Linked DNA regions of Homo sapiens: region 1 is linked to region 2. Evidence: read pairs that join two places in POLR2A ChIA-PET (ENCODE). Cell type or tissue: CD4-positive, alpha-beta T cell. All regions are shown on one strand.

What was found. Peaks named below come from ENCODE experiments on the same cell type or tissue, not always from the same donor. Only the 100,000 strongest peaks of a DNase experiment are listed, where the experiment ranks them.
Region 1: POLR2A ChIA-PET joins it to region 2 with 7 read pairs; 10 of 35 experiments call an interaction of 5 or more read pairs at or near these places.

What each region holds. Positions count from the first base shown.
Region 1 is chr12:124,905,046-124,909,045 of GRCh38, forward strand. No RefSeq gene overlaps it. Among named protein-coding and RNA genes, the nearest start is that of UBC, 7.6 kb to the right of the region's middle. In CD4-positive, alpha-beta T cell, CTCF peaks have their summits at 1,897 (motif pointing left) and 2,100; a DNase peak (open chromatin) is centred at 1,896.
Region 2 is chr12:125,047,798-125,051,797 of GRCh38, forward strand. It overlaps a transcript of BRI3BP not described here. Among named protein-coding and RNA genes, the nearest start is that of AACS, 16 kb to the right of the region's middle. RefSeq lists a silencer at 1,844-1,943. In CD4-positive, alpha-beta T cell, no CTCF peak of the experiment used is centred here; DNase peaks (open chromatin) are centred at 1,914 and 2,844; H3K4me3 peaks cover 1,297 bases.

The DNA of each region.
Region 1 (4,000 bases), 140 kb before region 2:
GGCAGCTTTTGCACATTTTAAGATCAACTGAGAGTTTATAAATATGCCCCGTTTTTCTATGACCATCGCTATGGGAAGAGATGAATGTGTTCTAACCTGTTTCCCATCAAAACTTGTGTTCTAACCCCAAAAGGAAAAGCAGCAATAAAAACAACCAAAACATTTTTTAAAAATAGGTTCTATAGTTTCAAAAACAATAAAAAGAATAAGAGCCAAGCCTGGAGGTGCGCGCCTGTAGTCCCAGCTACTTAGGAGGCTGAGGCAAGAGGATGGCTTCAGCTGGGGAGGTTGAGGCTGCAGTGAGCTGTGATCACACCACTGCACTCCAGCCTGGGCGACAGAGGGAGACACCGTTTGTAAAAAAAAAAAAATTTTTTTTTTTGAGATGGAGTCTCCCTCTGTCACCCAGGCTGGAGTGCAGTGGCGCAGTCTCGGCTCACTGCAACCTCCGCCTCCTGAGTTCAAGCGTTTCTCCTGCCTCAACCTCCCGAGTAGCTGGGATTACAGGTGCATACCACCACGCCTGGCTAATTTTTGTTTTGTTTTGTTTCGTTTGTTTGTTTTTTTGAGACGGAGTCTCTCTCTGTCTCCCAGGCTGGAGTGCAGTGGTGCAATCTCGGCTCACTGCAAGCTCCGCCTTCCAGGTTCACGCCATTCTCCTGCCTCAGCCTCCCAGGTAGCTGGGACTACAGGCGCCCGCCACCACGCCCAGCTAATTTTTTTTTTTTTTTTTTTTGTATTTTTAGTAGAGACGGGGTTTCACCGTGTTAGCCAGGATGGTCTCAATCTCCTGAGCTCATGATCCGCCTGCCTTGGCCTCCCAAAGTGCTGGGATTACAGGCGTGAGCCACCACTCCCGGCCTCCTCCAGCCCCATCTCTTCACATGCTTTTCCCACCTCAGTTATGCTGGTCTCCTTTCTGTTCCTCAAATATGCCCAAGTCTTCCAGCCCCAGGGCCCCCGTGCTATTTCCTGCCTCTCCACCTTCTGCAAAGCTAAGGCCCATCTTCCAGGTCTCACATAAATACTGTCTTTCCCGAAAGCCTCTTCCAACCATCCACAAGCAGGATCCCAAACTCCTCCCATTCAACCTGACAGCCTCACATAGCTCCTGTCACCATGTGTAATTTTTGCTTACTAGCAGATCAAAGAACAGAAGCAAGCCGTTTGATTGTTTCTTTTTGTTTTGTTTTGTTTTTAGACAGAGTCTCACGAGCCTCCTTACAAAATAGAAAAGTCAATGGGATTTCAGGGAAAATGGATAATCTTCGTTGGGGGCAGTCAAGGAAGGCTTTGTGGAACCTTTGAATTAGATCTTGACATTATATCTTGACAGTACTTTGAATAAATACAAATAATGTTATTTTTTTGTTAAGACTCATGCAACCGCATCTATGTAAATGAATCCGTACATAGTATTCATTCGAGTGTGAAATCAGACTTTGGGATGCTTTAAAATTTAACAGTCAGGAACACTTACTCTATTTTATGGACTTAAATTTGTTGAGGTGGCAGGGAACAACTTGAGTGAAGGGTGGGACATGGCAGTGTGTATGTGGGGGAAAAAGGTGGCCAGCAGATAAGGGAAGCAGGGGACAGAGTATTTTGAGGGATTAGACCTGACCAGCTATAACAGGAAATAGAGGCTGTAGATTGAAGGATAGCTACAATGGATGTTATGGAGAAATTCCAACTGGGGTGGAAACATGTAGCTGCAAAATTGGAAGAGCAGCTTATTCTAGGCAGAAAAGAAGAAAGTAAAAGGCATCTGAGGGGACACTAAATTAATGCTTACTGATAAGTAAACAAGCCTCTGGAAGTAGAAAGGTAAAAGCATAAATTGCTTGGTCAACCACAACCGCTTGGGAGTGCTGCAGGCTTCATGACTAAACCAAAGTCTGTCCCTGAAGCTCCCTCTTCCGGCAGAAATAAATACTGCACACTAAGCTGGCTGACTCCTTTAATTAAAAGGTGCTTGCCAATCTCTAAACAGTATACCTGTATGGGAGTCATAATTGTAATATCTTGGTGAGGATTTTGTTGTGCTTTCAGGCAAACCATAAAAGGAACACTAATTTAAATAAATACAAACAATGTTATTTTATTCTTAAGATTCAGGCAACCACATCTATGTAAGTGAATCCTTACATGGTATTCATTCAAGTGTGAAACCAAACTTTGGGATGCTTTAAAATTTAACAATCAGGAACAAGACTCTGTTAAAAAAAAAAAAAAAGAAATGTTAGAACTCTGTCAAACTATAAAAATATAAAGTGAAATAGCACAGTGCAGACAGACTGTACAGACCAGTGTGCTACCTTTCATGTAAAGGGGAATTACATATATTATATATATGATTTTTTTATTATTTGTGTATATACAGTACTCACTGTATATGCATAAAGTCTGCAAGTACATGCTGGGGGGAAGGGGTGGATGGGAGACAAGGATGGAAGATTTTTTTGTTGTTTTTTTTTGGAGACCGAGTCTCGCTCTGTCACTCAGGCTGGAGGGCAGTGGCACCATCTCAGCTCACTGCAACCTCCACCTCCCAGGTTCAAGAGATTCTCCTGCCTCAGCCTCCCGAGTAGCTGGGACTACAGGCATGCATCACCACGCTCAGCTAATTTTTGTATTTTATTAGAGATGAGGTTTTGCTATATATATATATATATATATATATGAATATATGAATATATATATATGAATATATGAATATATATATATATATGAATATATGAATATATATATATTGGCCAGGCTGGTCTCGAACTCCTGCCCTCAGGTGATCTGCCCACCTCAGCCTCCCAAAGTGCTGGGATTACAGGTGTGAGTGGCCTGGAAGATTTTTTATTATATACTGTTTAAAAGTTTTTAAGTAGTTGAAACACATGAAGACATCACCTCAAAAAGTTATATTAACAATTCAAAAATATGCACATTAAGGATTAATTTTTTTGAAAAATTTAAAAATTGAGAAATATCATGGGACAGTAACACAGTAATCATGAAGAATTATAAAAATAAGTGCTGGCCGGGCGCAGTGGCTCAAGCCTATAATCCCAGCACTTTGGGAGGCCGAGGCGGGCAGATCACAAGGTCAGGAGATCAAGACCATCCTGGCTAACACAGTGAAACCCTGTCTCTACTAAAAATACAAAAAAAATTAGACGGGCTTTGTAGCGGGCGCCTGGAGTCCCAGCTACTCGGGAGACTGAGGCAGGAGAATGGTGTGAACCCGGGAGGTGGAGCTTGCAGTGAGCCGAGATCACGCCACTGCACTCCAGCATGGACAACAGAGCGAGACTCCGTCTCAAAAAAAATAAATAAATAAGTGCTAAGGCTGATTATTTTATTAGCCCTAAGAATCCAATTAAAATAGAAATCTTGTATTTATGCTATTCTTTCAAAATCTTTATGTAAAGCAAGCTTTTAATAGGATGTTATAAAAATAGATTTTGCTCCTTGTGTTCAAGTTTCTCCTCTTGAAATTGCACATTTTACATTTTTTAAAAAATTAAAATTAAAAAACAAAATAGTATGATAGTGTTAATTTGGCAGTTCCAACTTTAGTAACCTATCTTACAGAAATATGAATAGACAAAATAAAGATGTGTGAGGATGTACTTTGCAGCAGCATTATAATAGCAAAAACCTGGAAACAAATATTGATGGACAGGTTAAGTAAATCATAGGACATTCATACAATGGAATACTAGCAAAAATATTAAAAAGAATGAGGTAGATCTAGATATGCTAGTATGGAAAGATGTCCATAATTATCTAGTTCCCCACCTCAAAAAAAAAAAAAAAACCTGAGAATCATTATACTGAGAATGGTCCAATTTGTGTCTGTATGTACATAATATGTACATAACAAATATAGTATATTTTTACACAGGGGAAAAGTCCAAAAGAATATCAACCTGTAAAAAGTAGTTATCCCAGCTGGGCGCGGTTGCTCATGCCTGTAATCCCAGCACTTTGGGAGGCAGAGGCA
Region 2 (4,000 bases):
GTGATTCTCCTGCCTCAGCCTCCCGAGTAGCTGGGATTACAGGCGCATGCCACCACATCTGGCTAATTTTTGTATTTTTAGTAGAGATGGGGTTTCACCATGTTGGCCAGGCTGGTCTTGAACCCCTGACCTCAGGTGAACTGCACACCTCGGCCTCCCAAAGTGCTGGGATTACAAGCGTGAGCTACTGTGCCCGGCCTACTTTTTTTCTTATAGTTAAAAAAAAAAAAAAAAAAAAGATTTTAAGTGGTCTGGCCCTCTCTTTAAACTTCTGAGTTTGGGTGGATAGTTGAGTTGGGTTGGGTGGTTAGAGAAGAAATGCTCTGGACAGATTGAAAGACTAAATTCCTACAAGGAAAAGTGGTCATTTTTCTGTGGTTTTATCCCAGGGGAGTTGGGGCACACTGTAGTAAAGGGATGTATACTCTCCAAGATGCAATGCCGCCTCGAAATGCCTGCCTGGCTCATGGGTGTCATGAGATCTGACTAGTCACCATGTGTGTTCCTAAGGTTCCTCAGCTCATCAGATCTCACCCCAAGGTGGCCCAACCTAAGTAAAAGGCAAATCACAACGGACATATCCAGGCCCTGCCCTAAAGAGGCAAGCTGATAGTTACTCATATCCATTTTATGTTTAGGAGGGGTAATAAGAAATTCGGTTTGCAAACACCGCATGTTCTCACTCAGATGGGAATTGAACAATGAGAACACATGGACACAGGAAGGGGAACATCACACTCTGGGGACTGTTGTGGGGTGGGGGCAGGGGGGAGGGATAGCATTAGGAGATATACCTAATGCTAAATGATGAGTTAATGGGTGCAGCACACCAGCATGGCACATGTACACATATGTAACTAACCTGCACATTGTGCACATGTACCCTAAAACTTAAAGTATAATAATAATAATAGTAAAAAATAATAATTAAAAAAAAAAGAAATTCGGTTTGGACCCATTGGAATAGGGAGAGGGAGGAAGACATGGCATTTAGTCCTTGCCCTACAAAAATATCTCCGTTCTAGGAGCCTGCGTTTGTGGGGATTCAGCCTGGGGTTCCCTGCCTCTGCTCACCCCATAGCCAAGTAGAGGTGATGGTGGGGAAATGCCCCTGCCACCGGCCACAAGGTATATGCAAGAGAGCCCAAATTTATTTTTATTTACTTATTTATTTTTCGAGATGGAGTTTCGGCTTTTGTTGCCTAGGCTGGAGTGCAATGGCGCGATCTCGGCTCACTGCAACATCCACCTCCCGGGTTCAAGCGATTCTCCTCCTGCCTCAGCCTCCCGAGTGGCTGGGATTACAGGTGCCCGCCACCACGCCTGGCTAATTTTTTGTATTTTCAGTAAAGACGGGATTTCACCGTGTTCGCCAGGCTGGTCTCGAACTCCTGACCTCAGGTGGGCCACCGCGCCGGGCCAAGAGAGCCCAGATTTAACTCAGACCATCCTATCTATCAAAAGCAGCACCAGCCACTATTCTGTGGTCCTTTTATTATCTCAGGGCACTAATCACTTACTCAGCTTGCGAACGTGTTCCACTTTCTCCCACTGGGCTTAGCTTGGTTCCCTCCTATTCCCCAGCGCACTCATCCTAGGGGCTCATCTGCGTATTTGAATACGCATACGGAAGAATAAACATCCCCCAGGTACTTCAGGCACAACCCTCCTTTGGCAGCGCAGAAGTCAAGCTAGAGGTCGTGACCCCCTGGAGTCTCGGTGGTTTCGGGTTGGGGAGCAGAGCGGGTGGGGCAGGACCGACTCGCCGGTGCCAGTCAGGATATCAAGGTGACAGCGCCCGGCACTGGCCTTGGTCGAAGGGTGACTCCGCCCCATTGCTAAGCTCCGATTGGGCACGCCCTTTTCTGGTTCTTCTTCAGGATTGGCTGGGAGGTGCGGCCTATGAACCGGAACGCGTCGCGATTGGTTGGCGCTCAGGCCGATCTTCCAGACGCGGAGGCCTGGGCCGATGTGGCCCAACTCTCTGCCAGCCAATCAGCGCTCGGGCTGAGTGTGGCGCGTGAGTGTGTCCGGGATCCCTCCGCCGCCCGGGCGTTGGGGTCGCGGGAAGGGAGGGGACTGGGAGGGGATGGGGTGGGGACGCGCAGGAGGCCCGTGGGGTTGACTTGGGCGAGGCGGAGAGGACGCGTGTGCTGGCAGATGGAGGAGAACCGAGCGGAGCCGAGCAGCTTTGCCAGGAGTCTTCCACTACTGCTAAGGACCCCTCCTGCAAATTCAGACTCTTGCGTGACACACTAAAGAATAAATTAATAGGCTGGGCGCGGTGGCTCACGCCTGTAATCCCAGCACTTTGGGAGGCTGAGCCGGGCGGATCACGAGGTCACGAGATCGAGACCATCCTGGCCAACATGGCGAAACCCCGTCTCTACTAAAATACAAAAATTAGCTGGGCATGGTGGCGGGCGCCTGTAGTCCCAGCTACTCCAGAGGCTGAGGCAGGAAAATCGCTTAAACCCGGGAGGCAGAGGTTGCAGTGAGCCGAGATCACGCCACTGCCCTCCAGGTTGGGCAACAGAGCGAGACTCCGTCTCAAAAAAAAAAAAAGAATAAATTAATAATCAATAAATTTAAAAATTAAAAAGGAACGCCACCAAAAGAATCATGAAAACAAATAAAGGCTAATAAAAATAAAAGAAAGGCTTAAAGTGCCCAAAATGTCCAAAAGAAATGCACAATATCGACTTACAGTATAGACAGAAGAGACCTGCAAATTCTGCAGCCTTAATACCTTCAGTCTTTTTGGAAATGTTTCAGGAGCTGCTGCTCTGTGCCCTGCCTCGTGCTAGGCGTCGGGGAACCCCCAAGGGAACCACGGGGACCAGAGCCCGGCGGTCATGGCGCTTGCTCTTGGAGGCACATAAAGGGCTTCATTTCAGATGATGAAAGTGCAATGGGGTGATGGAGTGGAGAATGTGGGTGCTCTGAATTTTAACCACGTGCTATGACATGGGGTGGGGTAAGGCTCCTAATCTAGGAGCAGCCTTCTCGAGGTCTTTAACCATCTGCATAAGAGATAGTATAAAAAAGGTAAGGGACATTTGTGTGTGCGCGCAAGTAAGATTTCTTTGCATCTTATTACAACATCTATCCCCTCCCTTCACCGTATGTGCCAGCTAATACACTAGGGACTTTGTATTTTTCAGGATCCTTTTCTCCAGAAGCCTGGCTACTGAAGAGAGAACTTCACACTTACATAAGAGGAAAAAGAAGCCAGAGGATGGAGTGTCACCTCATCTGGTCATCTTTTCTTGCCCTGTTAGAATCAAGACAGCAGAGCATAGCAAGCTTCAGATGGCTTGTCTGGCTGGTCTGAGTCTCTTTAGGATTAAATGAGGCCTCTGTTGATGGAGATCCTTTGTTTCACTATTAGCATTAGGCTAATAAGTTTCAGTATTTTCTAAACCCCGTTTTAGGGTATGTCTCCTGGTTGTTGGTGATGTTGAATTACAGGGTGTCCTACAGAGAGTAGCAGAAATGTAGCTGTGTCTTCCAAGTATTTGCTATGAGTCCTCAGTGGCAGATGTCTGTGAGCTGTAGCATAAGATGCATTCATGTAACAAATATCTATTGCGTGCCTGCCGCATGTGAATACAAGGCGAAAGGTCCCTGCTTTCATGAAATTTCATTGTATTTCATTGTATTAATTTCATTGAAAGTAATAATCAATTTCAAATAAGGATGATTTGGCCTTGCACTTGAAAGAAGCAAAACAAGATCATGTTTACAGTGCCTGGGGGTGGAGAGGGGAGGAACATTCTATAGTTGTTGACTGGCTGAGTTGGGGTCAGGTGATCCCAGCAGAAGTGGGCTGATTCATCAAAGATCAATTCATTGAAAGTCATTTTGCCAAATAATCAATTCAGTGATTTAGCAGAATTTTCCAGATTTACCAACTTACCAAAAATGGCATTTTATGGCTTAATCTTCTTGATTTAGATTCAATGAATAAGAATACAGTCATCTGAATTTTTTCGGACAT